7 separate regions of the Homo sapiens genome follow, and all the other regions are linked to region 1. Evidence: chromatin loops called from intact Hi-C (ENCODE). Cell type or tissue: heart left ventricle. All regions are shown on one strand.

What was found. A loop is a pair of places that touch in the nucleus more often than their neighbours do. Peaks named below come from ENCODE experiments on the same cell type or tissue, not always from the same donor. Only the 100,000 strongest peaks of a DNase experiment are listed, where the experiment ranks them.
Region 2: it touches region 1 in a loop (13-fold over the local background); 65 of 110 quality-filtered maps call a loop at or near these places.
Region 3: a loop joins it to region 1, with 8 times the contacts of the local background. A loop is called at or near these places in 104 of 110 quality-filtered maps.
Region 4: it touches region 1 in a loop (4-fold over the local background); 24 of 110 quality-filtered maps call a loop at or near these places.
Region 5: it touches region 1 in a loop (2.3-fold over the local background); 27 of 110 quality-filtered maps call a loop at or near these places.
Region 6: it touches region 1 in a loop (5-fold over the local background); 26 of 110 quality-filtered maps call a loop at or near these places.
Region 7: it touches region 1 in a loop (2.3-fold over the local background); 12 of 110 quality-filtered maps call a loop at or near these places.

What each region holds. Positions count from the first base shown.
Region 1 is chr6:134,171,981-134,175,980 of GRCh38, reverse strand. SGK1 (serum/glucocorticoid regulated kinase 1) reads left to right here. Exons shown (of 14, transcript NM_001143676.3): 4 at 1,395-1,470; 5 at 1,901-1,976; 6 at 2,415-2,519; 7 at 2,624-2,707; 8 at 2,827-2,958; 9 at 3,207-3,319; 10 at 3,665-3,788. Among named protein-coding and RNA genes, the nearest start is that of SLC2A12, 120 kb to the right of the region's middle. RefSeq lists silencers at 156-450, 377-656, 767-1,166 and an enhancer at 527-1,028. In heart left ventricle, CTCF peaks have their summits at 1,662 and 1,866 (motif pointing left); DNase peaks (open chromatin) are centred at 290, 600, 1,020 and 1,860; H3K4me3 peaks cover 4,000 bases; H3K27ac peaks cover 4,000 bases.
Region 2 is chr6:134,880,213-134,884,212 of GRCh38, reverse strand. No RefSeq gene overlaps it. Among named protein-coding and RNA genes, the nearest start is that of ALDH8A1, 68 kb to the left of the region's middle. In heart left ventricle, a CTCF peak has its summit at 1,570 (motif pointing right); a DNase peak (open chromatin) is centred at 1,572.
Region 3 is chr6:134,639,532-134,643,531 of GRCh38, reverse strand. No RefSeq gene overlaps it. Among named protein-coding and RNA genes, the nearest start is that of LINC03002, 100 kb to the right of the region's middle. In heart left ventricle, a CTCF peak has its summit at 2,403 (motif pointing right); DNase peaks (open chromatin) are centred at 2,140 and 2,391; H3K27ac peaks cover 314 bases.
Region 4 is chr6:134,529,337-134,533,336 of GRCh38, reverse strand. It overlaps LINC03002 (long intergenic non-protein coding RNA 3002), which reads left to right. Exons shown (of 3, transcript NR_125856.1): 2 at 2,273-2,499. Among named protein-coding and RNA genes, the nearest start is that of LINC03002, 8.7 kb to the left of the region's middle. In heart left ventricle, no CTCF peak of the experiment used is centred here; a DNase peak (open chromatin) is centred at 2,336; H3K27ac peaks cover 1,431 bases.
Region 5 is chr6:134,238,568-134,242,567 of GRCh38, reverse strand. The region is part of intron 2 of SGK1 (serum/glucocorticoid regulated kinase 1); the gene reads left to right. Among named protein-coding and RNA genes, the nearest start is that of SGK1, 78 kb to the left of the region's middle. RefSeq lists enhancers at 1,567-1,616, 1,657-1,716. In heart left ventricle, no CTCF peak of the experiment used is centred here; a DNase peak (open chromatin) is centred at 1,667; H3K27ac peaks cover 865 bases.
Region 6 is chr6:134,540,029-134,544,028 of GRCh38, reverse strand. No RefSeq gene overlaps it. Among named protein-coding and RNA genes, the nearest start is that of LINC03002, 2.0 kb to the right of the region's middle. In heart left ventricle, no CTCF peak of the experiment used is centred here; no DNase peak of the experiment used is centred here; H3K27ac peaks cover 1,091 bases.
Region 7 is chr6:134,413,063-134,417,062 of GRCh38, reverse strand. No RefSeq gene overlaps it. Among named protein-coding and RNA genes, the nearest start is that of LINC01010, 23 kb to the left of the region's middle. In heart left ventricle, no CTCF peak of the experiment used is centred here; no DNase peak of the experiment used is centred here; H3K27ac peaks cover 1,934 bases.

The sequences.
Region 1 (4,000 bases):
TTCTTCCTTTAGTGCAGAGACGACTTTTATTTCCGCCCCCTCCCCTCCACATTCCTGACCTCTCCCTCCCCCTTTTCCCTCTTTCTTTCCTTCCTTCCTCCTCTTCCAAGTTCTGGGATTTTTCAGCCTTGCTTGGTTTTGGCCAAAAGCACAAAAAAGGCGTTTTCGGAAGCGACCCGACCGTGCACAAGGGCCATTTGTTTGTTTTGGGACTCGGGGCAGGAAATCTTGCCCGGCCTGAGTCACGGCGGCTCCTTCAAGGAAACGTCAGTGCTCGCCGGTCGCTCTCGTCTGCCGCGCGCCCCGCCGCCCGCTGCCCATGGGGGAGATGCAGGGCGCGCTGGCCAGAGCCCGGCTCGAGTCCCTGCTGCGGCCCCGCCACAAAAAGAGGGCCGAGGCGCAGAAAAGGAGCGAGTCCTTCCTGCTGAGCGGACTGGGTAAGCGCCGCCGCCGGCCCCGCTGGGGGCTTGGCTCACTTCCCCAGAGCGGCTTGGAGGCAGGGGCCGGCTTTCGTCGGAGTTCTCGGGGCCGGGGTCCCGGCGGCGGGAACGGGAGGACCTGGCGGGCGAGGTCGCGCGCGCAGGCCTGCGCCCCAGGGATAAACCCCGGAGGGTGGCGCGCACCGCCGGCTCGGGTTGGGGAGGAGGGTGGGAGTCCGGCCGCAGGACGGCGCCTGGCCGGGGAGAGGGTATCTGCAGGGACAGTGAGCGAAGCCACCGTGGCCGCCGCGCACCCGCCGGGAAGCGCTTCGGCGCTGCGAACCCGGCTTTCTCCGGCGGCGGAATAAATGAGAGAGGTGGAAAACTACCCCGGGCTCTCCGGCCCTCCCCGCGCCCTCCGCCGGCGCGTTCTCTCTCTCCTGCCCCAGGAGCCGATGGAGACTGATAACGGCCCTGCGCCAGGCCGTCCCCGGGCGGTCCTCGCGCCCCCGCCCGGGGCTCGCCCTCTCAATGGGGACAGAACCGCCCGCCGCAGGCAGCGTAGCCGCCAGCAAACCGCGAGGCGGCCGGGGCGGGGCGAGGGGCGAGGCGAAGGGCGGGGCCACTTCTCACTGTCGCGCAGGCCCCGCCCCCGCGGCGGTGCCTTTTTTATAAGGCCGAGCGCGCGGCCTGGCGCAGCATACGCCGAGCCGGTCTTTGAGCGCTAACGTCTTTCTGTCTCCCCGCGGTGGTGATGACGGTGAAAACTGAGGCTGCTAAGGGCACCCTCACTTACTCCAGGATGAGGGGCATGGTGGCAATTCTCATCGGTGAGTGCAGGAATCTTGCGGGACTTCTGCTCCAGGAGACGCAAAGTGGAAATTTTTTGAAAGTCCCGGATCAGATTAGTGTGTGTGGCGCCGGACGTTATGAAGCCGTCTAAACGTTTCTTTATTTCTCCTCCTTCATCCACAGCTTTCATGAAGCAGAGGAGGATGGGTCTGAACGACTTTATTCAGAAGATTGCCAATAACTCCTATGCATGCAAACAGTAAGTTTGACCGGATTTGAGGAAATAACTAGTATAGTTTGAATTTGCCAGCGGTAAACATTCTCATCACGGCGTTTATCGGGAAGGCGAAGACTTCTTCTGGGGTGGGGATCTCATTTCTCCTTAAATTCTAATATATTTGACACATTTTAAACATTAAAGTTAATTTGCTGATTTGGCTTGAACTGGAGATGTAAGATAAATGGTTCGTGTTGGCCGAATTCACGGCCTTTCTCCATGAGCAACAATCCTTATTTCTGTATTTAATGGGGTTTATTATTTTCTTTAACTGACTAATGTATTGGGGTATTTTCAGTTTAAACAGTGAATTATCCGGGTAGAAGTCGGTAGAGCCAGAAACTCACTTTTGATGTTGGTGTGCCCCCTAGTGGCGAGCTGGATTCTAAATCGTGCCCTTTATTCCCTGCAGCCCTGAAGTTCAGTCCATCTTGAAGATCTCCCAACCTCAGGAGCCTGAGCTTATGAATGCCAACCCTTCTCCTCCAGTAAGTTTTTGTATGTGCCGTGCATCTGTGGAGAACTGTAAGGGAGTCAGTTAGTATTCCTACATTAATGGATTAAAATAGCATTTCTAGAAATTAGTATCAAGGCAGGAATGCTTCATTATGGCATAACAAGTGATATAAATATTTAAGTATTGAGTCAGAGTATTATTTTATTTTTTTCCTGGGCATATTTTACCTCCAAAGTGGTTATTTTAAAAGGCATATTTCATAAAAAGGTTTTATCTGTCTGAAACAACATGACTGTGTGCAGTTTCCATACTCATTTGAAATGTGATGAAATGTAGTTTTGAATGTTTATAGATGTATGGTCATTTGCATCAGTCATTTGTAGATGTAACATTTTCTACATCGTTTATGTTATAGATGTCTTCCTTTGAAGCAATGGTATTAAAAGAAATTCTTTTTTTTTTTTTCTAGCCAAGTCCTTCTCAGCAAATCAACCTTGGCCCGTCGTCCAATCCTCATGCTAAACCATCTGACTTTCACTTCTTGAAAGTGATCGGAAAGGGCAGTTTTGGAAAGGTAATTTCAAATCTGAAGATCTTTTGGTACACTTCCTTCATGTCCTCTTTTGTATTCTCCCTGGATGAGGATAGAAAAATGATTTTTTTAAATTGAAATTTCAGGTTCTTCTAGCAAGACACAAGGCAGAAGAAGTGTTCTATGCAGTCAAAGTTTTACAGAAGAAAGCAATCCTGAAAAAGAAAGAGGTATGAGATGTGCTTGATGGGGCTGGCATTGGCGGTAGACACTCCTTGAATAATCTTGATTCTGGAATGTTGGTGCCAAGTTGAAACATGCCACTAAATCTGAATCGTCATTTTCCTAGGAGAAGCATATTATGTCGGAGCGGAATGTTCTGTTGAAGAATGTGAAGCACCCTTTCCTGGTGGGCCTTCACTTCTCTTTCCAGACTGCTGACAAATTGTACTTTGTCCTAGACTACATTAATGGTGGAGAGGTGAGCAGGGGGGATAGAAGTCAACTCTTAGTGTCTCTGCACAGCCTGCTTTGTTTTAGTTTGAGAAAAAAGTTTTCAAAGATTTTTGGTGGGGAGAATGTTACCAGAATTAGCATTTCCTTCAACCTGTCAGGTTTATAGTTAATAGATTACTTGGGGCCACTTCCTGCAGTTGTTCTTTTGCTGTGTATGTCAAAACTAATTAAATTCATTTGCAACCCAGAATGACTTTGTTCTGTCTCCTGCAGTTGTTCTACCATCTCCAGAGGGAACGCTGCTTCCTGGAACCACGGGCTCGTTTCTATGCTGCTGAAATAGCCAGTGCCTTGGGCTACCTGCATTCACTGAACATCGTTTATAGGTAAGCCTGAGAGCTCTTCAGGCTACCAGTTTTGGTATAAAGGAGACGTAGCACTGGCTGTTTCATAGGGCCTTAAAATAATTTGTGTTTATTTGCAACTTGGTTGCCTAAAACCAGATCCCCTAGCACGTGAGCTGGCTTGACTTAAGTGCCAAGGGGGAACCAGCCAAGTAGGATTGTGCCTAATCCAGAATAGATGAGCAGAACAAGGGCTCCCTTTTTTCTTCACTACACAACTACAGTGAACCTAAAATGCCTCTAATACCTTTAGCAATTATCTTTAAGAGGATATCTTATGAAGTGAAATTAACTTGTGCAACTACTTTTCTATTCACTTTTTTACAGAGACTTAAAACCAGAGAATATTTTGCTAGATTCACAGGGACACATTGTCCTTACTGACTTCGGACTCTGCAAGGAGAACATTGAACACAACAGCACAACATCCACCTTCTGTGGCACGCCGGAGGTAGGCGCTGTCTTGGTTTGGTGCCTGGTTTACCCCCGCCTTCCAAGAGAGAGATGTACAATCATGCACTTAACTACCAAAAAGAGTAAACTCCTCTCAGAGACTTCTTAATACAGTTCAGTGCAAATAAAATACATTTGCTGTTTGATGTAGCATGAGAAATCCCAAGTCCTTCTGTTCCTTTACTGAAAAGTAGCTGTTTGTAAGTAAGA
Region 2 (4,000 bases), 710 kb before region 1:
ATCAAAAACCCTTTGCCCAGATCAATGTCCTGAAGCATTTCCCCAAAGTTTTCCTCTAGCAGTTTCATAGTTTTTTAGCTCTTACATTCATGTCTTTAGAATTATTTTAAATTGGCCAGGCGCGGTGGCTCACACCGGTAATCCCAGCACTTTGGGAGGCTGAGGTGGGCAGATCACGAGGTCAGGAGATCAAGACCATCCTGGCTAACACAGTGAAACCCCATCTCTACAAAAAATACAAAAAATTAGCCGGGCAGGGTGGCGGGCACCTGTAGTCCCAGCTACTCAGGAGGCTGAGGGAAGAGAATGGCGTGAACCCAGGAGGCAGAGGTTGCAGTGAGCCTAGATCCCGCCACTGCCCTCCAGCCTGGGCGACAGAGCAAGACTCTTTCTCACAAAAAAAAAAAAAAATTATATTAAGTTAGAGTATATTGTTTGATACAAAAAAGTATCAAAGAGCCAGATTTCTCTGCTGCTTTTACATACACATTTGTGACCTTGAAAATCCTCTTTCTACCACTCTGCCTTTTACACATTCAGGGCATCTTTTCACATCTTAGAATCATTCCTTCCTGCATGTGATTGCCAGGTGAGTCTTCTTAAGACACAGTTCTTATCACTTTATTTTCCTTCCCAGAAATCTTCAATGCTTTTCAATTGCTTACAATAATAAGCTCAAACTTCCTTATCCTTGCATTTACAGAATCATCATGTCTCAGCTTCCTTTTCCTGCCTTATCTCAAACTATTCTCCTAAAAATTCCTACTCAGGTTAAATTGATTTTCCTGGTGTTTCTCAAGCACATTTCATTTTTTTCTTATCAAAAACGTTTAACATGTTCTTGGTCTCCATTTTTTGGTGCTTACTTCAGTTTTTCTTATTATCCATGAATTTCATCAAAATTCTTGTTATTTTTTCACATGTGGCTCAAGAAACCCTTAAATTCTTTCTGCCCCCAGCCAGAAATACTGGCTCTCAGAGTAGCCATTGGTCTATACCACTCTTGAACATACTTTATTTGTTTAATAGCGTGATTATTAACTTTTATAATTACTATTTATCTTTGTATACTTTAATGCCAAGTCTCCAAAACAAGAGATCAGGAACATATCTTACATTTCTCCATACATCTTTCAGTACACAAAATGTCCCGTGTTTAACAGAACTCAGTAAATACATGTGGCTAAATTCTAGAGCTGGAAGGAGACTTGGAGGTCTGGGAAGCTGATGAGTTGGGTGGCTGTTTAATGAAGCCTGAACTAAGGGAGACTTCAGCCCTGTGATCCTAGCTGTGTCCTCTAAATAACAGATTTTGACTAACTGGCTTTTACTAGCACATATCATTGAGTCTGATTTATAAAGAAAGATGTATAGCATGGGTGAATAGTTTGAAGCAAAAATAAATCTAAAACATGGCTAAAATTAACCTGCGGAGAAATCTTTCCGCAGTTTGGTGGTCTTGAAAACTCAGCTTTTGATTAAGATTAATGTTCCTGATTTCATATTCAGTAGAAACCCAGGCTGACGATTCGTCATTTCACTTATCACATGCAACACCACTGCATCCCAGCAGGTGACGCTGCTTCTCTGCAGAATATTTTTCCTGGCGCTTAACAGCCTTTCCAATTCTCACAAGCTCTGCTCCTGCAAAGGCCTGACCCAGAAAAGCAATTTTAATCTTTTACGTCAGTAGAAATAGGAATCGCTTATATTTAGTACATATTCCTTGCTAGACACGCGTTTCAAAGAGCCAGTTTTGGTTTGTTTTCCTTTGAATATTTCAGACCTTGGAAGACTTGGGTCTTCCCTGAGCCCTTCCCACATCAAGGAGGTCTTTCAGGTACTATCATCAACTGAGACTGAGAGGGCTTGAGTAGGTTTCGAATCCCACCCCTTCTTTCCACATGCGAGCATCTTGAAGCCCAGATCCCCTGTCAATGTCATTCATAAAGTCAAAGGCAGAGCCAGGGGTCAAACTCCTCTCAGTCATCATCACTGTCCCACCCTGTCTTGGCCCTTACCCCGCTCAACAGAACGGGGCATGCTGCACCCTAAACTGTAATGTGACAAAAGCCAACACTGGTCTCAGTCCAAGAAGCCACTCTCCGAAAACAAGAGAGCTTTGGTAACATCATTGTGTGTGTGTGTGTGTGTGTGTGTGTGTGTGTGTGTGTGTGTTAGTGTTAGGGATTCTCTTTGTCTCATTCCTCTCTGTAGCATCTGGTCTGTGATATTCTCTTTGTCTCATTCCTCTCTATAGCATCTGGCCTGTGATAAGCCCTCAACAAGGAAGGAAAGGAAGAAGGGGGAGTGTGTTATGGGCTGAATTGTGCCCCCCACAAATTCATAGGTTGAAGTCAGCCCCTGTATCTCAGAATGTGACCTTTAAAGAGGTGATTAAGTTAAAATGGGGCTTTTAAGGTGGGTCCTCATCCAATCTGACTGGTGTCCTAATGAGAGAGGAGATCAGGACATGAGGAGAGACACAGGTTTTCACAGAGGCAAGACCCTGTGCAGTCAGCAAGAGGGCTGCCATGTGCAAGCCAAGGAAAGAGGCCTCAGAGGAAGCCAACCCTGCTGGCACCTTGATTGTGGACTTCCAGCCTCTAGAACTGTGAGAAAATACATTTGTGTTGTTTTAGCCACTCAGTCTGTGGTATTTTATTTTATTTTATTTTCCTTTATTTTATTTTATTTCATTTCCTGAGACGGATTCTCACTCTGTTGCCCAGGCTGGAGTGCAGTTGTGTGATCTCAGCTCATGGCAGCCTCTGCCTCCTGGGTTCAAGCAATTCTTCTGCCTCAGCCTCCCAAGTAGCTGGGATCACAGGCATGCACCACCATGCCCGGCTAATTTTTGTATTTTTAGTACAGACGAGGTTTCACCATGTTGGCCAGGATGGTCTCAAATTCCTGACCTCAAGTGATTCGTCTGTCTTGGCCTCCCAAAGTGCTGGGATTACAGGCGTGAGCCACCGTGCCTGGCCTGTGGTATTTTTTTATGGCAGCCCAAGAGAACTAATATAGGAGAGAGGGAAGAAAGGAAAGAAGAGAGGAGAGGAGGGGAGGAAGGGAGGAGAAAAGAGGGGAGGAAGGAAGGAAGGAAGGAAAAAGAAGGGAGGAAAATAAGGAAGAAAGAATAGGAGAACAAAAGCAAAAGAGGGAGGGAGGAGCTTGGTGACTTGTAGCAACTCCTAATAACCAGTGACATCTGGTAGATCTGGAGATGATTCAACTCGGTTTAGAGCACTCTTATAAATAAGATATAAAACACTTTCTGACCAACTGAATTATTTCGTTAGCTCTTATTTCCTCCTATTTCCACTCAGACAATAAGTTAAAAAATGAATTCAGTGGCTTGTGTATCTGGGTGTGAATAAATCTTCACCTGCCACTTGGATGAGATCTGGCAGCAGCGGGCAGACATCATGGCAGCTCCCTGCATTTCCTCTGCTGACATCGTGGAAACTGCCCATTTAGGAGGGCAGATGGAACGTGGAAGTTTTTGGGAACAAGTCTATATTCACAGTCAGAAAAATTCCAGGAAATCCAAACACATGGTTTTATTAGATTCATGTCTAGAATGAGAATTATTACTCTAAGTAGAAGCAGAGCCTAAGAGGCTGTGGCCCCAGACAGGAAGTATAGCCTCTCCTATTTCTGACTCAAACATGAATTATTGGCTTTTCTTTCTTATGATACATCTAATTTTACAGGCAAAGCCTAAATGACCTGAGTTTTAGTTCTGTAATTTTCCTTCAGACCCGGTTCCTCCATGGGGCAATGTCTTATGCTGTGGATCTCACTTGACCTCCTTAACCGCCCCCCAACTCACCTGTCCTATGTCCCATTCCCTCTGGATCTCGAGAGTTGGTGAAATACATTGATCTGAACTGATGTGATAATTCATGTCTTAGAGAACCTATTTGATTATTACCACAGATCTCCCGGAAATATAACACTTTAGCTCGGGAGTTAAATCCATTCCACCAGTGGAGAT
Region 3 (4,000 bases), 470 kb before region 1:
TCGCAATTGCTGTTCTCCTTGCCTGCACTACTCTGCCCTGAGACCTTTGCATGCCCAGTTCCTCCTAAGTGTATTATCATCTTCTTAAGAGGCTGGGTGGCCCACCCTGACGACACTATCCATCCATAGTGCTGCTCAGTACAAAAAGGTAAAGAACAAGTGTGAGTGCAATTTTAGATGCTCAAGTAGCCACAGTGAAAGCACATAAAAAGAGGTTAAATCCTTCTTCATGATATTTTTATTTAATCCAGTATATCTAAGATATTTTCAACGATTAGTATAAAAATGTTAATGAGATAATTTTCTATTCTTTTTCTCATACTAAGTTTTTGAAATTCAGTTCATCTCTTACAGCACATCTCAACATGGACTGGACACATTTCAAATACTCAGGAGGCACATATGGCTAGTGGCAACTGTATTGGACAGCACAGATCTAAAACAAACCCTCACCTCCAGCCACTCTCAATCACATCGCCCTGCTTTATCATGATTGTAACGCTTATTAGTGTTTGAAATTACCTGGCTTATTTACTTGAACATTATTCCGCCTTGTTCTCTATCTGTACCCTGCCCATGAAAAGTAAAGTCCAAAAGACCAAGGGCTTCATTTTATTCTTTGTTGTGTTTTCAAAGCTTAGTATATTGCGAGTTTTCAATAAATATTTATTGAAAGTTAAATGAATGAGAAACAAATGTAATGTTAAAAACAGTGGAATCTGTATGTGGCTTTTACTGTTTCAGTTTTCCCTCCCTTGTGCGATATTTCAGATAGATGATGAAATGATAATATCAACCCCACAAGTGTTACTCCCCTTCCTCTCCATTTCCATGTCCCAGTGTAACTATTGGGCATTGTCTGTGTCCTATATTTTTTCTGGTATGAATTGACTTATAAAGAGAAAGCATTTTCTGATCTACTTTAGACCTAGTCTCAAGTTAGCATTCAACTCACACTAAGCAGGGAAAAAAAACAAACATCTGGACTTTCTCTTCTTTCTTCCATTAACCATTACAAGATTTTTTCAGACAGTAGTCAAGCTGTAACTTGTATTTATTATCTTTTTAGCCAATGGGAGGAAAACCAGGATCTGTGATCAGTTGCAGGCCTTGGAAACTTCCAAGACACCCAGAGTCCTGGGAATTTCCCTCCATTGCCGCTCTGGAGCTGACCCAGGCTTGCCTGCTACTGCGGCTGTATGTCACAGTAGGCAAGGGTTCCAGATCTGTCTGTGCTTATTGCCTCCATCTGTAAAGAATAAACTACAATTATTGCTTATTCCAATATAAGGCTATAGAGAAAATAACAACAGAGTACTTTATGCCCAGTAATGAAAAGCATTGTTCGTGGCCCTACAAAGCAATGGGCATTGCCTTAGTAATTAAGCTTATGTTCCATGCACAGATACTACAATTAAAAACTTTCAGAGTCTTGGAGGGTGGATCCATACTATAGGCAAAGGATAAAAAATAAGTAGGATTTGAAAAGCATGCTTACTCTTTGTAAACTTAGAGAACTTTGAGAAAAGAGAAAAGTTTCTGCAAGCTAGTTTTGGCATTTAATTACATTAGCGTACAACTATTCCTTGGTGAGACAGAATGAAGAGAACCTTGACCCAATTCAGTCCCACCCCTTCCCTATCTTCTCCTCTCTTCTTCCCCTGGTTATCTTTGAAATTATACTCCAGGATAAGCCTGGCTTTGGTTTATCTGCAAACAAAAGGGCTGTCAAATTTAAGAATGTTATGTTTTCGCTTCAGAATTCATTCATTCATTTAAAAATTATGTTGTACACCTATGGGAAATGCAAATGTAAATAAGACCTTAGAGGGGCTTACATTTTAGCAGATTGTACATTCATTAAACAATTTAGTTATTCAATTACAATCGTAATGGGTGCCTTGAAGGAGAAGAATCAGGTGGTATGAGAAGATTTAAGGAAGTCCTGATTGAGACTTTCCTGTGAAGGTGGCCCTTCAGCTACATTCTGAAGGAGAGATACGATTTAGGAGATGAAGGGGGTGAGGAAGTTTTTAGGCAGAGAGAGAAGCACATGTCAGTGTGTTGAGTCAGGGAATAACCTGGCATAATCAAGAGACCCAGACATGGCCAGGGTGGACCAGCCAGCACCCCAGAGGGCTCCCAGATGAGAGGCTAATGAAGCAACAAGAGCCAGAGCCCAGAGCCTCTGCCATTCTCCCCAGTGGTGCTTCCTGTTACAGAATTGAGAGATCCTCTTCATTCATTTCCCTGACACTTGCATATTTAGGAGGTATCTGACATGTGACGCACTGAAAAGTTGTGGCTTTGCTCATGTGCTATAAGCAGTAGAGACACAATTCCTTCTGCTTCTGTCTGGAACATATCTCAGCTGACTCATCTGCTGCAGTAGCAGACAATGAGCACCAGGGGGCAGAAAGCATTCTTCTGTGTTTGCTCTGGTAGACCACAAAATGGTGAAATGTGCACTCACTTTGACCTAAAGTATTAAACAAGGAATTAGCTACTACCATGATTGGAGGTCATTGCCTTTCTAATCTTACCCAAGCATTACACAAGAAACCAACAAAACTCTTGGTGAGTTTATTGAGTATGATTTAATTCACTCTGAATTAAACCAGGAAGCGTAACTAACATGTCTTAATGAAGCTGTGACTGTCACATGATGATGGTTTAGAAAGAAGAGGGCCATTTGAGGGGATGTCTCAAAATATTGTACTAGGGAAACAAGGAAGGACGAACCATAGAAGCACAGTCTTCAGCTGTCTTCCAAGACTGTTTCCAGGTAGAAATGAGAGGTGGAAACCGTAAGAGAGGTGCAGAAGGTCTTAAATATGTAATTGGGTAGGTCAATGCAATTTGAGAGTTGATAAGCTATTAATACGAAGACAATGTGACTTTTGGCAGCTATGTTTCCAACAAATGATTACCTCTGGGGAAAACCGATAAATAAACAAGGCTTCTCATTACAACAAATTGGTCATGGATTGGGTGGTATTAACCTCACACTAATCATGTCTTACTGATTGATGCAGATGGAAGTCTCATGCCAGTCACGAGTCAAACCAAATAATTAGCAGATGTCACCAATGCCGATCTGCTGATGTCTAAAAATGGAACAAGTGAATCAGCAAACTATTTAGGAAAGTAAGGCTATGCCAACCATTCTGTCATTAAGAGCCTTGTAAGGGCAATATGGTCTATGTGTCATCAGGGTCCCTCAGCGTGACCATGAAAAAGAAAATGGATACCTATATGCTAAACATAACTATAACCATTGACTATGTGTATAAATACCATATTATGTAGATTATTTTTAAAGTCTCAAAAAGTACTTAAAACTAATTACTAGGACAATGCCTCCCTGTTATTATTGTTATTGTCACTGTCATCATCAAAAGCAAATGGCACTGGTTAAAGTGAGGCATGATCTTTTTTCTCTGGAAGTACATACTTTGATAATAAAATACTAATACACATGAATGTAAGAAATATATAAGTAAATATACATGGAGCTAATATAGAAAAGCCTAACACAGGCATCACTGAAATAAGAAAGGAAAGTTTGATTTACTGAAACTTAATAGACATACTTATGTGACAGTTATTATGCTGGGCACTTTATAAACATTGCTATATTTATATTTCATAGCAATCCTGTGGAGTTGGGTTTACCATTACCTTCATTTTACAATAGACTTGGGAAAGTGGAGTAATTTGTATAGCAAGTGGCAGAGTCAAATATGGAAACAAGTCTGTCCGTAGGGACCTTTGTTAATATTGGTCACCCAACATCCATCTCCACTTCCTATCAACATCTTCCATTTCCTTTGGAGGATTTGCTTTTCCCCCATTGTGGAGAGTTCTAGTAGATCAGAAAATTCAGATAATCTGTTCTTCCTCAATGAAAGTAAAGAGTAGCCTCTGGACAGATTCTTTCTGTTGAAAGGATCTGGAGGGAAGGCCTTCTAAGATCTAAGCCTGGTCAACTGGACTTTCA
Region 4 (4,000 bases), 360 kb before region 1:
CGGTAATAACATAAAAGCTATTTCATAAAAGAAGAATCATTACCTATCAAGAATGGCAGGGCTTTCTTCCAAAATTCTAAGGGTCTTGTCTGTGCTGTACCTATAGGAGCCTGGCAAAGGCTTTAAACAGCCTTTCTTTCTGTTACTGGCATTTCAAGCACCATTGGCTCTTCTGGATCATGTGGTCTAAGTGGCAGAGCTGCTTGCAGAGCAGTCTGGACTTACGGAGCCTTCTCTTGTTCTGGTCTCTATTTGTGGGGTGCCTCAACATGCCTCAGACTTGATATTTGTGGGGTTTATTTCCTACCCTTGGTGTGCAAATGTCTTACCACTATATCTAGAGCAGTTTGTACTTTTTAATTACCAGAGAAGGAATCAGAAAAGCTGAAGGAGGATACATGGGAAGATGAAACAGCTGCAAGCCTGGCCACTGCCCACACCAAGGAAGTAAGCCAGCAGATAAGCCACAGTGTTTAGGGGGCGGCTGAAATGTGGCTGCTGCTTCCCTTCCACCCTCCTTTCTCCCACAAGAACCTCTCCACATAGCTCACCTTACCCGGAAAGATACAAGAACAGGAATTCTGTGAAATGTAGTTCATCCTAGCCAAGCTGACACATTACACACTACAGATTCAACTTATGATCTATTATTATAGGATGGAGAATCCAGTTTTTTTTTTTTTTTTTAAAAGTAGATGGCCTATCTTGGCATGATCTTCTTTCCTGAAGAATTCATCTAACAAAATTGTTTCTTACCTACAAGGCTTTGATTCCATAGAATTTGTGTGTATATTCTAGCTCTGGGGAGATGATCAAAAGGGAGCTGTTTCCAGAAACATATTATTTTTTAATAAATAAATTCTTAACAGTGTGAAAATATAGTCACAGTTTGAGTGTATTATTTATCAATTGCTTTTCCAGAGAGACTAAAATTTGCTTAGGTTTGAGGTTTTTTTTTTAATATTTAATCTTCAAAGTATTAGCATTTACTTTTAAGTTAAAAAGTGTGCTGTGGGCAAACAGCAATGTGATATGCTTTTGCATTGTACCAAAAAGAACATCTCAGCATTTGCTCTCCAGGCTTCTTGGAATGCAGTTCATTGTGGTGCTGTAGGTGACCATAGTGTTTCCAGAATTGATTGTCCAGGAAGTGCAGGGCATCCCAGTGTGTGTACCTGTTCCTCTGCAGAAAGCACTAATTTTCTTTTGTTTCTTTGTTTTGTTTCTGTAAACGATCTAAGAGAAGACTGATGTCAACTTTTGTCTCGTAATACACGAATCTATGAGTTTCTCTCAGAAAATGGTAAGATCATTGCTCTGTGCAAGAAAGGAGGGTGTATGTAAGGAGTATGTGACAAGCTTTGCAGGGACAGAATTCACAACAGAGAGCAGCTAAAGGAAGAGAAAGTACAAGTGACACTAAAGGGAAGGTGATTTTCAAATCCACCCTTGCTTATCTCAAACCAGTGCATGATTTCCTGATGAAGCCATTTGTCCACCCTACAGTGCTGTTGTTTCTAAAAATTCCTACCACAGAATAACAACTGTCAACACCTGCCTCAGACACAGCAGTAGGGAAGACTGCAAGTGGGAAAGAGATTTAAACACACCAACCTTTTTAGGAACAAAATCACTCATATCAGCTGATTTGCTGAATTAAAGGATTTTTTAAAGTATATGGTATTCTTTGACATAGTATTGGCTGAATAATCATTTAACAAATGTCACTGGTGGATGAATTAAGTAAGAAAGGTGTCACGTTGGCTCTTCATACAGACATTTGGCGAGTAATTGGCACTAAAAGGATTCTGATTTCTTCCCCTGCCATTTTGATCTTTCAAGTTTTAAAATAGCAAATAACATTGGTCCTTAGGGTTGGTCCATGTTAGAATCACAATGGACAGAGACCCTGAAAAACTGTACAAAAGAGGGAGGAACAGAACAGAATGGAAAAAAGTTATGGAAATTTTCCACCCATGGATGGGACACACCCTCATGCAAACAAAGCTCTGCGGCGAAGACTATATTTCATAAAAATGTGATAAAACACTTGCTGAGCCCTGAGGGGATGAACAATGGTTCTTTTTATTTTATTTTTTTTAATCTTCCAAAATTCAGTCTCACATGCTGAGCAGTTGAAGGGAAAGGCCTTTTGTCATATCTGTTTCCAAACATCTATTTCCTTTCTGGAGCCCCAGAAGTTTGAGTTGCTGTCACAGTGAGGAGCTCTCTTGTGTCAGCCACTCTGATTCTATGTCCTTGTCCTAACTAGGTTGTCTGCCAACGCTAACTGGCCAGCTCTGACAGGAGGTGCGTGGCCCAGGAGGAGCCATCAGGCCAGTTCTCTGGGATACTGCTGTGTCTCCAGCTCTGCAGTTTGCTCTTCGTCACTCAGCGGCAGACGGAGAGGCAGACACGAGCCCCTTGTGAGCCCTCCTCCTTACCGTCATCTCACAATGCTCTGAAATAAGGAGGCAAATGGCTGAGGTCCCCTCAGTTGTGAGTATCTTGCTTCCTTCCCCAATGCCTCTTCAAACCACTTTGTCAAAAACAACAACAACAACAAAACAAAAACAAAAACAAACAGATTCTTGTGTTCATGATACTAAAACAAAATTGCGTAAGGTCTGTTGCTTAAGATTAAGCACTGGCCGGGCACGGTGGCTCACGCCTGTAATCCCAGCACTTTGGGAGGCTGAGGCGGGCGGATCACGAGGTCAAGAGATCGAGACCATCCTGGCTAACACTGTGAAACCCTGTCTCTACTAAAAATACAAAAAATTAGCCGGGCGCGGTGGCAGGCGCCTGTAGTCCCAGCTACTCGGGAGACTGAGGCGGGAGAATGGCGTGAACCCGGGAGGCGGAGCTTGCAGTGAACTGAGATCACGCCACTCCACTCCAGCCTGGGTAACAGAGCAAGACTCCGTCTCAAAAAAAAAAAAAAAAAAAGATTAAGCACTCAAAAAATGTCAAAGTTGGTCTTAAAAATCTGGCTGTGGTTAATGGGATCAGCTGCATTTTTCTTTAAAATGATGTAACCCATCTCCTCCATTTTACTTTTGCATTTGACTTTCCAACTTCCACGCGAAGGAACAGCATGTGGTTTACTTGTGGTCATATGTTACATGTTGCTTTGGTGCTTTACAACTTTCAAAAAGCTTTTATACAACAGTGATATCATCAGTTCCTCAGATAACCCTGTGATGTGGGTAGGTTGATGGATACTCTATCATCATTTCCCATATGAGGAAAGAAGAGTAAATAAGTTACACAACATGGACGAGGTCACCCTGCACTTCAGAGGTGGAACCAAATTCCAACAGAAGCATTGAATTTCTAGACGAGTTTTTGTTTGTTTTTTATCTTTTCCATCACACCAAGCCACCTCTGTGAAGGAAAATTGTATGCATCTCCCTAATCCAACATTTTTCATGTTAATTATCCACTAAATTACAGCCACAATTTGGTAGTCTCAGTAGCTATTCTGGTTTGAGGACAACTTTTTCCAAATTTCCATATTTTTTCTACTACTTTATCATTTTCTTCTCTACTTGGAATGCCATACTTAACATTCACAACAACACCCTCTTTTATCTTTCTTCTTTCTTCCCTTTCTCTGTTTTTTTCTTTTTCTCCCTTTGTCTCTCCTCTTTTTCTCTCTGCCTTTCTCTGTCTCCTTTTTGTGTGTTTATTTTTGTTTTAGTTTTAGAGACAGGGTCTTGCTATGCTGCTTGGGCTGGTCTCAAACTCCTGGGCTCAAGCAATCCTTCTGCCTTAGCCTCTCAAAGTGCTAGATTATAGGCATGAGCTGTCATGCCCAGCCTAGTTTTGTTTGTTGATTGCATACTGAAAGTAACACATGACTAGAATATAAGAGAACTGAGTTTGAGATATTATAATTTCACATAACCTCTATAGGTCTCTGTTGTTTTATCTCTAAGATTGTTTTTTGTAAAATAATGATTTTCTACACAAGTGAAGAAGAGGGAAGGGAAAATGG
Region 5 (4,000 bases), 67 kb before region 1:
ATTTCCCATGTTCAAAACAGCTCTGCTACTGGCCCAAGTTGCCCATTTCCCTCACTCTTATTCCTAATTCTTTTTTTTTTTTGAGACGGAGTCTCACTCTGTTGCCCAAGCTGGAGTGCAATGGCGCGATCTCAGCTCGCTGCAACCTCCGCCTCCCAGGTTCAAGCGATTCTCCTTCCTGAACCTCCCGAGTAGCTGGGATTACAGGCACGTGCCACCACACTTGGCTAATTTTTTGTTTTTTAGTAGAGACAGGGTTTTGCCACGTTGGCCAGGCTGGTCTCGAACTCCTGACCTCAGGTGATCTGCCCACCTTGGCCTCCCAAAGTGCTGGGATTACAGGCGTGAGCCACCGCGCCCAGCCTTATTCCTAATTTCAAAATTCCTAGTTGCTCCCTTTCTTCCCTCTGCGGTTCATGAGCACCAGCACGTTGGTCATTGCTTCCACTTGCTCAATCCCTTCATGCAGTTTTAACCTCACTTGTCTCTGGCCTATCTTGTTTCTCACTTAGCCACATTAATCCCTTCTCTCCCTTTCCTCTGGGACTCCTGACAGTAAACACCATTCGGTCATTAAGCTTTCCTCAAAATCCTCCCTCTGCCCTCCCATCTTGTGACACAGGATTGTAACTTCATATAATAAAACAAGGCTGGGCACGGTGGCTCATGCCTGTAATCCCAGCACTTTGGGAGGCCGAGGTGGGCGGATCACGAGGTCAGGAGATCGAGACCATCCTGGCTAACGCGGTGAAACGCCGTCTCTACTAAAAATACAAAAAATTAGCCGGGTGTGGTGGCGGGCGCCTGTAGTCCCAGCTACTCGGGAGGCTGAGGCAGGAGAATGGCCTGAACCCGGGAGGCGGAGCTTGCAGCGAGCCGAGATTGTCCCACTGCACTCCAGCCTGGGTGACAGAGCGAGACTCCATCTCAAAAAATAAATAAATAAATAAACAAGTTTGTTGGCTACATGTGATTTCAATCTAGGAAGACAGACTTCGTAGAGCCTGCATTTGGGTGTGCACTCTTACAAATTCCGAGGAGGGAGAGGCTCAGCATTCCCCAGATAGATCAGACCAAAAGCATCTTTGGGCTGGGCAGGGTGGTTCACACCAGCATTTTGGGAGGCCGAGGTGGCAGGATCACCTGAGGCCTAGAGTTTGAGACCAGCCTGGAAAACAAAGCGAGACTCCATCTCTAAAAAGAAAAAAACATCTTCAGAGCCTGGGTCCATTGACCCACACCTGCAATCCCAGCACTTTGGGAGGCCAAGGCAGCAGATCACTTGAGCTCAGGAGTTCAAGAGAAGCCTGGGCAACATGGTGAAACCCTATCTCTACAGAAAATATAAAAAATAGCCGGATGTGGTAGTGGATGCCTGTAGTCCCAGCTACTCAGGAGGCTTAGGTGGTCGAATTGCTTGAGCCAGGGAGTCTGAGACTGCAGTGAGCCGAGATCATGCCACTGCACTCCAGTCTGAGTGACAGAACTGGACCCTGTCTCAAAAAAAAAAAAAAAAAAAGAAAAAAAGAAAAGAAACATCTTCAGGAAAGTGCTGCCTTAATTGAGATTTGATTTTCTACTAAAGATGAAACATTTTCTCTGATGCCCTCAAGCAGAAAGGGCTTCTTCTCCAGTCTTGTCTGGCTCAGAGCCAAGAGTTCGGCGGGCACTAACTTGACTTTCAAGAACTTCGCCAACTTTGCTCAACCACACCCACCCTTCCTCTGCCCTCACTGTCATCATCTACTAACCTCGAAGACACTTCCTTTAATCTTGGTGCCTGATGTAATCGTTTTTCTCTCTACTTGTTCACAAACAACCATTCTGGGGAATTTCAATATTTGTTCTCATTATTCAGCTAACAAGAATAACAGTACTAGGAATAATGACAACTAATATATCATTTTTGAATGTCTACTGTGCACCAATAAGTATCTTCAGCACTTGACATGCATTATCTCATTTAATTTCCACAACTACTGTATGTAAGAGATAGCATTATTTCCAATTTGCTGATGAGGAAAATACATTATTTAACAAGTCCAGGAATATACAGGATATTCAGCGGCAGAGCCAGGATTCCGAACAATATTTAACTGGCCAAAATGCCTTTCCCTACATTATATTTTTAGACTCTTTCACTATACATCTCTAGCTCCATTCCTCCATAAATCTACTGACATGGTTATTTATTGGATCTTACAATTATCCTAAATTCCTCCTCCTGTAGGTGTTTAAACTCTCCAGTTCCCTCTTTTTTTTTTTTTTTTTTTTTTGAGATGGAGTCTCACTCTGTCGCCCAGGCTGGAGTGCAGTGGCGTGATCTCAGCTCACTGCAATCTCTGCCTCCCAGGTTCAAGCGATTCTCCTGCCTCAGCCTCCCCAGTAGCTGGGACTATAGGCGTCGGTCACCATCCCTGTCTAATTTTGGTATTTTTGGTAAAGACAGGGTTTCACCATGTTGGCCAGGCTGGTCTTGAACTCCTGGCCTCAAGTGATCCGCACATCATGGCCCCCCAACGTGCTGGGATTACAGGCGTGAGCCACTGCGCCTGGCCTGCAGTTCCCTCCTGACTAGGGCTTTCTGTGCCCTGATGTCCTCGCTTCCCATCCCTGTCATGCTCTCCTCCCTCTCATGACCTTCAATCATTTCTCTTATCCACTGCCTCACCATCATGGTCTGCTGAAGCTGCATGTCTGCCTTCATCTACTTGAGAGTCCTGCAGTGTGTTTAATGTGGGGCAGACCCAACATGCTGTGCATAATTTGCAGATAGGTTAGAGCAAAGATAACACTGGCTTAATTTGCTTGCAAGATGATAAGACACATTTACAAATGAGAGGTCATCTTTGAGTGCAACCTTGTCCCCTCAATGATCCAATGCCATCAAGCAACATGCAGGGGCCACCTTCAAATGTCTGCTGTCATCCCTTGTTCTTTGGTCATCCATTCTTTTGGCGCTACAGTATTTTCTGTAAAATCACAAGCTGATGGGATGTTAGAACTAAAAAGGGCCGTAAAATGTGCGTAGCCCAATCTCTTAATTTTACAGATAAAGAATTGAGACCTAGAAGAGCCCATAGGCTGATACTATCTACATCAGTTGCTGAAAGGTTAGACAGAGGTAGCAGAATTTGCTGACGCCCTTTCAAAAAGGGATTTATTTCACAAATATATCTCTGACTGCGTCTTATCTGCCAGGTTGTCATGGTTTTAGATCCAGGTCAGCTAGTGAGCACTTTGTGCACATAATGGATTTCTCTTGATCACTCACCAGTTGAGAAGGTGGTGTATTATCAGAGGGAAGTGGGGCCAGCTGCTTTTCATAGCAGCACAATGAGGTTCTTTCTGTTGGGTGGGACACTTTGTCCAGACTTCCTTTGCACCAGATGGCTGTCCTTCAAATGCCCAAAAGCTCCTGGGATCATTAGGATTCCAGATGTGCTTGCTACTGTTGGTCTGAGGTAATGTGACAGCAGCTCTCTTCTTGCCAAGTATGCGTTCAGCTGTTAGACTGTTCTGAAATGCTGTTTAGCATGCTTCTAATATATTTGACCATTTTCATCTTCAATTCTGATTCACAAAATAGGCATTATGAAGTATTTTAGAATATTTACAGTTTAATAGTTAAACCCTACGATATGGATAGTGTGTTCTGAAAAATAGATTGGTGGCCGTCTGAGACGATCTAATTCTCAAGTCCCACAGTTCATGGCATCTCCTTTCTTAATACTTTGAACTTGTTCTGAATCCGATTATACTCTCCATTTTGCAGAGTAACTCATTTTCTGTTAGTCGGTAGAATGCACTTTGATATTAGGAAAAAATTGTTTTTACTTTAATGTGTTCCACATTGGAGACCCTTATTAAGGCTGGTATGCCTTATTTCCCAGTTGTACTAATTAAAAGCACTAATTATTTCCATGCTTGTATGTTGGAACCATCTTTTGATGCATGAAAGTTTCGAGAGAATTAAAAAAAAAAACACTGACTTTGGGAA
Region 6 (4,000 bases), 370 kb before region 1:
TTTTGAGACAGATTCTTGCTCTGTTGCCCAGGCTGGAGTGCAGTGGCACAATCTCGGCTCACTGCAACCTCTACCTCCTGGGTTGAAGCAATTCTCTTGCCTCAGCCTCCTGACTAGCTGGGATTACAGGCCTGTGCCACCATGCCTGGCTAATTTTTTTATTTTTAGTAGAGACGGGGTTTCACCATGTTGGCCAGGCTGGTCTCGAACTTCTGACTTCAAGTGATTCACCTGCCTCAGCCTCCCAAAGTGCTGGGATTACAGGTGTGAGCCACCATGCCTGGCCATTTCTCTTCATTTTCTTTTTTCAGTTTGTATTCGACCATCTAATTTCAAAACCATTTCCTTTTCATTACATTTTTAACCTTATAATTTAAGGTCACTAAAAGTGTTTTACATATATCCTGCAAAGTTTGATCTTTTTCTTCTCCCTTTTTTCTTATGTCTGATTTCTTATTTATTCTTAGGTCCACAGAAATGTAGGTAAGACCTAGGCCTTTATAGATGTCCTGTTGGTTACTTCTAAGGAAGAAAAGAATCATGTTGCTAGTTCTCTTTAAAGGTCTCCCAAGAGGCTATAAGCAACTTGCCAAAATGTCAGTAATGTTTTACCTCCGCCTTCACCTCTAGCTGTCATTCATCACCTCTAAGCAAATCTTTTGATCTTAGGAAAACCTCCACCTTGCCTTTTTAGTTTCTTTGATTTCTTACCTCACACTATCTAATTTCTGAATTCTCAGTATCAAAAGTGGTGAGACCTAAATCCTGTTCTGATTTGTTTGATCTATATCTTACAGGAGCTTTAAAATTTCAAGACCATCTTCATTCTGGCCTCTGCATACATGCCTCACCCCATTTCTTCCTTGCCCTTAGCTTTTTAGGAATACCAAGCTTCTTGTATTTATTCAAATGTGCCTTGTGTTTCAGTCCTCCTCACTTTTTCTCTTGTTAGTCCTTCTGTCTAGAATATCCTTTATTATCTTCTTTACTTAAATAATTACTTTTCAAGCTTAAAGTATCAGCACAGGCATTACCTCCACTGCAAGTCTTTCCCATTCCTTCATAAGACAAGTTAGGGTCCATCCAGTTAGGGCCCATATTACCGTGGGTATCACTCTATCTCAACACATTGTATATTGTACTAAAAACATCTGTTTATGTGATTGCCTTCAGACCATACTATGATGTCCTTGAGGGCAGGGATGTATCTTTTTATTTGTTGCATTATACAGCCCTGGACACATAGCAGTATTCAACACATATGTTTTTCCCTAAATTAAGACAAATTGAATTAGATGTGCTTTAATATAATATGTGATCTCTCTTCTGGACATTATGTGGTCCCAGCCCAGAGAATATACAGACAATTGATCCTTGAACAGTGTGGGGTTTGTGCAGTTGAAAATCCAAGTAAAGCTTTTAACTCCCTTAAAACTACCATCAGCTCACTGTCGACCAAAAGCCTTACTGATAACATAAACAGACAATTAATACATATTTTGTATGTTATATGTGTTATATACTGTATGTAAGCTAGAGGAAAAAAGAAAATCATAAGGAAGGGAAAATATATTTACTATTAATTAAATGAAAGTAGATCAACAATGGTCTTCATTCTCATTGCCTTCAGATTTGGTAGACTGAGGAAGGGGGGGGTTGGGTTGGTCTTGCTATCTCAGGGGTGGCAGAGGCCGAGGGAAATCCATGTATAAGTGTACCAGCACAGTTCAAACCCATGTTGTTCAAAGATGTGTGTGTTGTATAAATACATATGTATATATAAATTATGTGCTCCAGCATTATTCTCTAGATTTTTTTTTTTTTTTTTTTTGACAGAGTCTCGCTTTGAAGCCCAGGCTGATGTTGTGCAATCTTGGCTTACTGCAACCTCCACCTCCGGGGTTCAAGCGATTTTTCTGCCTCAGCCTCCCGAGTAGCTGGGATTACAGGTGTGCACCACTATGCCTGACTAATTTTTTGCATTTTTAATAGAGACAGGGTTTCACCATGTTGGCCAGGCTGGTCTCGAACTCCTGGCCTCAAGTGATCTGCCCACCTTGGCCTCCCAAAGTGCTAGGATTACAAGCATGAGCCACCGCGCCCGGCTAGCATTTTTAAAAAGTCATAGAGTGTTAGAGTTAAAAAGAACCCCAGAGTATCCCACTCAATTTAAGAATCTCCTTTGCAGAGTTTTGGCCAGTTGTTATCCATTTTATTTAATAATTTAATTTCATTTTATTCTTTTAACCTGGGTTGGGGGAGGGACCTGATGAGGAACAGATAGTTTCACAGACCCTTTTACTCAAAGCCAATTGCTAATATAAATTCTCTTCTCCAGAAGCCTATTGTAATCAGGGATAAGTTGAGTCATAGGTAGCGGAAAGGTCATCAAAAACTTTTGCTATCCCTAGGTTTGGGCAATCCTTTCTGAAGAATTTCACAAGAAGATTCTACCAAATTTTCAGAAATTTAAGAGTTCTGTTATGAGCTCAGCTAAAGATAAGCCATTCAGAGAGTAGTTTTGAGTCCTTTTCATGAGCTTTAGCTAGAATTTTGATTTCTTGGTACTTTTTGATTCATTTCATTCTTGGGAAAGCTAAGTGCATGGATTGTCATTTTCGTCAGTGTCTTGCGTCAGTTACAAGATTGACATCTATTCTTTTTACCTTGGGACAAGAACACTGGATTCCAAGAAGCAACTTCCAGGTTTTTCAAGTTTTTCAGTATCAGTATTTCCTTATATATGGGTTCTGTCGACCTTGCCGTAGACACACAGATATATGTAGGAGGTTAGCCCGCTGGTGGTGATGAAAGCCAGCCTTTACAGTCAACTGGAGACTGGTCACTTGTCCACATGCCTAAGGGATCTGACCTGATGAACAGGGCCTACCTGAGGAACCTGACATGTGGGTTCTGTACTTTCTGCTGCCAGCTCTTTATGAGGTTCAAGGGTCTTTAACTTTGTCTCTGTACTAACTCCTTGTACTGCTGAAAATAGACAATGCCTATCTAACTTTGCCAGGTTATTTTGAGAGTCAAAGGAAAAAATATGTGCAGAGTTAAAAGTGCCGTGGAAGTGAAAAAGTGGTGTGTTCTTTCTTCTATTCCTATTGGGAGTTGACTGCTTATCTCATTTTGCATAATAAACTGGCCCAGATTGGGTGGAGCAGATAGAAAGGAAGAGGTGTCTAGCAAGAAAAGATGGGCTTAACAGTGTTTGCTTTTTTCTCCATGTACTGATTGAGACTATTTCTTAATCAGAGAAAATCTGTTTGGGATCCAGAATGGTTTTCTCTGAAAAGAAGATGAATTGCTAAGTTATAAAACTAGGGCAATGGGATGGAGAGACTTCTCACCCATGATTTGATACTGTGGATTACTTACTTCTCTTCATTTTCTTAAGAGCCATAATTGCCCTGCAATGGATCATGGATCCCAGGCTGCTTCTGGACAGGTACTATTGGGCCAACACTCAGACTTACGTTCAGTACCCCCATTTGTGTCCTGTGGCATTGTGCCCAATGTAGCAACTAGAGTGATAAATGACTTCCTGCGCCTAAGGTCACCAAACAAGCAAATGCTCCCCAGGGTCATTAGATGGCTTTGTGTTCTTCTCCTAAATTGTTCCATCAGTGAGCCAGGATGGTGGAGGACTTGATTTTTTTTAATTTTATTTTTGATGCTCCTTCTAGGCTCCAGACTCACTGGAGACATCCTGACACATAATGCTTCGCCCAGCACAATGCGATGCCCTTTACCTAGTAAAAGGGTGAGTCCCGTAAAGGTGCTGCCTTCCCCCCAGAACAAACAAGGGAAATGCATCAGGAGAGCTCAGCTGCAGACAGAATGCACATCATGAAGCAGGAGCCACCCTGGGATTCCTCAGATGAAAGCCAATTTCAATGAACATTGTGTTTCAAAGCCCGCTTCCTCTTGCTCGGTAAGAGCTGCAGAAGGAACATCCCACTTGAGTCTGCTGACACAAAAGAATGCTGTGGCT
Region 7 (4,000 bases), 240 kb before region 1:
CCATATCACGGAACCATAAATACATACATAGTCATATGCATGAGTCCTCAGGTTCTAGTAACTGATTCACAAACTCTTCCTGGAAGTCCTTTGGTAATAAATATCAGAATTACGAGCAATGTGTTTTCTAAGTCAGAACAACACACTGTATCCAATTAGTCTCAGCGAAGTCCCAGTAAAGGAATTTCATCCAATCTGACTCAGAACAACACGGTGGTGACATCAGGTCCAATACAGACCCTGCAGAGAAAATGAATGGGTGGGGATAGACTGAGCACATGTGCACTTTTCTGGGTCCCTCCTCTGCGGCGCAGGCCACAGGCAGTCCTTTCTAGTAAAGCCTGTGTGAAACCCTGGTGGTGAAGGAGTCTTATCTTGACAGCTTCCGCTGTATCACAACATTCACAACAGTATGTCAGTAAAAGGCAAAAAGAAACAACCCAATTATATTGAACCACAGATGTGTAGATGTGTACACAGATGTTCCCCCCCATCCCCACTCCAAAAAAGGAAGTTCCCCGGATGTCTTGCTCCGTAGCAATTGTCACATGCATTTTAAAGAAATTCAGCATCTTTGTGTCACATTCTCAAGATAGTTTCAAATTAACGTTTGACTACTTGAGAGGCTGAAGTGGGAGGATTGATTGAGGCTAGGAGTTCAAAGCCAGCCTGGGCAACATAGTGAGACCCCCATTTCCAAAAAAAAAATAAAAGAGTAAAAAAACAGTTATCTTCGGCATTGGAGTCAATGGGGTGTATGGCTAAATATCAGAAACACCACACTTCCTTAGCTAACTTTACTTAGAGATATTTGTTCTGATTCAAGCTTTGTTCTTTTATTCCCTTTTATTTATGAATTTATGAAGAGCACAGATACCATTTACATATTTGTTTTTAATGTATTTTCAAAATTCTGACTGAAAAGTAAAAACCCCTTGCCTCCAATTTGCTTCAGTTTGTTGGGCAAAAATAGGTCTCCTTTTCATCACTGCTTACACAAACCATTTTATTAATAATTTATCACAATGTTCCACAGCAGAGATAAAGCAGACACCCACATGATCATTATGTGTTCATAATGTGGGCTCTGCAGTGTCTTAAATTTCCCTGCACCTGCTGTTACCTGCTCGCTCCCTTCTCTCTAAGGTTTGCATTTGCTGTGATGCTGATAAGCTTTAGCGCCACACTTTTCACTGCCTGGATAGGTAACTGTTGACTAGGAAAAGCAGACACAGGTTGCATCATGTGTTGCCACGATCTTATTTTCACCCTCCTTGAACTAACTGCAGTCAAGAGAATTTGCCCTACAGATGGGTGAGAGTTTTCACAGTGCCCTGGGATCCTCCAATTCTTGGGTCCTTAGTCTTCCTCGCCAGCCTCCCCACTCCCCTCACACACAGTTCTTTCTTTGCTCTGCTTCTGAAGACATTTGAACCTGTTCTAAATCCCTCCCCTTCCTTCCATAAAGAGAGCTTCCTTAGATCATTTTTCTCAGCCTTTCTCTGCTTGCTGAATTTAAACCTTGGCACAAAGGTCACAGGCAGACAGAAGGCACTTTGCTGAATAACTTGTGTTTGAACTTCTAGAACAGTTACTTTGGGTTTTTTTAAGGTACTCATGTCATGTTTGGCAGTGAAACGTTCAGTGTTGCAAAAAATAAAAATGTCAACTTGCAAAATCTTTCTCCTTCAACTCTACATCCGTAGAGAAAAATAAAAGATGTATAATGCCTTTCACCCAAGAATGCTGAAATCATTAATAAGCATCAAGTAAATTATTCTGAGATGTAATTGATGACAAAGATCGAAATCTTCGAACCAAAGGTTTCACAAGTACTATTATTTACAATGAAAAATGTGAGACCTGCATACCAGCCCTGTACACGATAGCATTTGGTAAATAACGACTGACTGTTGATGATATTCACAGAAAGTCAGTGACTGACTAGCAAAGAAGGGAGTGACATGTACCAATGTACCAGAAGAAGGAAGCAAGGCTTAATCTACGTCAGGCCTTTTTGCTATTTCTCGTAGACCCCAGGGAATACATATGTCCTTCCTCTGGTCTGTGCAGTGATGCTGCACAATTAGAGGAAACGCTGAGCATCGGAAGCCAGGCTTTCTCCCAACAAACCCAGAACCCCCAACAACACACCGCCTAGTCCCAGCTTCTCAGAAGCACATGCTATGAAGCTCTCTATGCTGCTGAACATTCCCAGGATGACAGAAACACAGAACCTGGGGAGGGTCCCTGGTTCTCTGGGGAGGTGTCTCTTCTCTTCAGTCCCCTTCTTCTAATGGGGTTAGGATAAATGAAGGGGACTGGTGAATTGCTCTACAGCCTATTTGCCATGTTAACAAAGTAGGCTACCTAGCCCCTCAGAGCTTGTAAGCTGAGAATAGTGTTTTCCTGATTTGGCTGATATAAAGGTCTGCATAACAGTAACAAGTTGTGTGGATCCCTCCAGATTCACACTTTACCCTTCTTTCCCCATTCCCTTCCCTTCCCTTCCCTTCCCTTCCTCTTTCTTTCTTTCTTTCCTTCCTTCCTTCCTTACTTCTTTTTAGTCTTTCTTTTTTAATTGAGATAAGGTTTCACTATGTTGCCCAGGCTGGTCTCACACTCCTGAGCTCAAGTGATCCTCCCACCTTGACCTCCCAAAGTGCTGAGATTGCAGGTGTGAGCCACCATGTCTGCTCCCCCCACCCCCCCCTTTTTTTTTTAGAAACAAGGTCTCACTCTGTCTCCCATTCAGAGCAAGTACAATGGCACAATGCTAGCTCACTGAGCCTCAAATTCCTGGGCTCAATCAATTATCCTGCCTCAGCCTTCCAAGTAGCTGAGACTACAAATGTGTACCACCACACTAGTTAATTTTCAAATTATTTTTTGGAGAGGTGGAGTCTCACTGTGTTGCCTAGGCTGGTCTCACACTCCTGGCTTCAAGTGATCCTCCCACTTTGGCTTCCCAAAGTACTGGGATTACAGGTGTGAGCCACCTCACTTGGTTGTTTTACCCTTTTTGATAAGTGCTATGTCTTGGGAGGTTGACCCATATGAATGGCTTCAACAAGTTCTCTTGCCACCTGACTTTCTATGGGATATGCCCATGGAGGCACCAGAGGATGATCAGAGTTGAGAGAAGAGGGAGATTCAGAAATTTACTCTCCAAGCTCCTTCCTTGCCAGGTTAAATGTATCTCCCAAAAGTTCATGTGTTGGAAATTTAATTATCAATGTAACAATATTAAAAGGTGGAACTTTTAATAGTTGATTGGGTCATGAGGGCAGAGCCCTTATGAATGGATTAATGCTGTTAATGCAGGAATTAGCTAGTTCTACTGAGACCAGATTATTACAAAAACAAGCTTGACTCAGTCTTGTGATCTCTTTTGCACATGCTCACTTGCCCTTTTGCTTTTGTGGCATGTTACAATGTGGTACTAAAGCCCTTGCCAGAAGCTGCTGCCATGCCCTTGGATTTCCCAGCCTCCAGAACCATGAGCCAAATAAATGTCTTTTCTTTATGAACTACTCAGTCTCAAGTATTCTGTTATAGCAACAGAAAACAAAGACAGAAAACAGGTACCAAGAAGTGAAGTTGTTGCTAGAATAAATATCTGAAAATGTGGAAGTGGCTATGGGATTGGGTAATGGGTAGATGCTGAAAGAATCTGGAGAAACAGGCAGTGGGTCAGCTGCTTCATGCACAGAAGCCTACAAAAGAAGCCTTCTTCTTCTTCTTTTTTTTTTTTTTTTGAGACCGAGTTTTGCTCTTGTTGCCCAGGCTGGATGCAATGGCACAATCTTGGCTTACCACAACCTCTGCCTTCTGGGTTCAACCAATTCTCCTGCCTCAGCCTCCCAAGTAGCTGGGATTACAGGCATGTGCCACCATGCTTGGCTAATTTTGTATTTTTAGTAGAGACTGGGTTTCTCCACATTGATCAGGCTTGTCTTGAACTCCTGACCTCAGGTGATCCACCCGCCTTGGCCTCCCA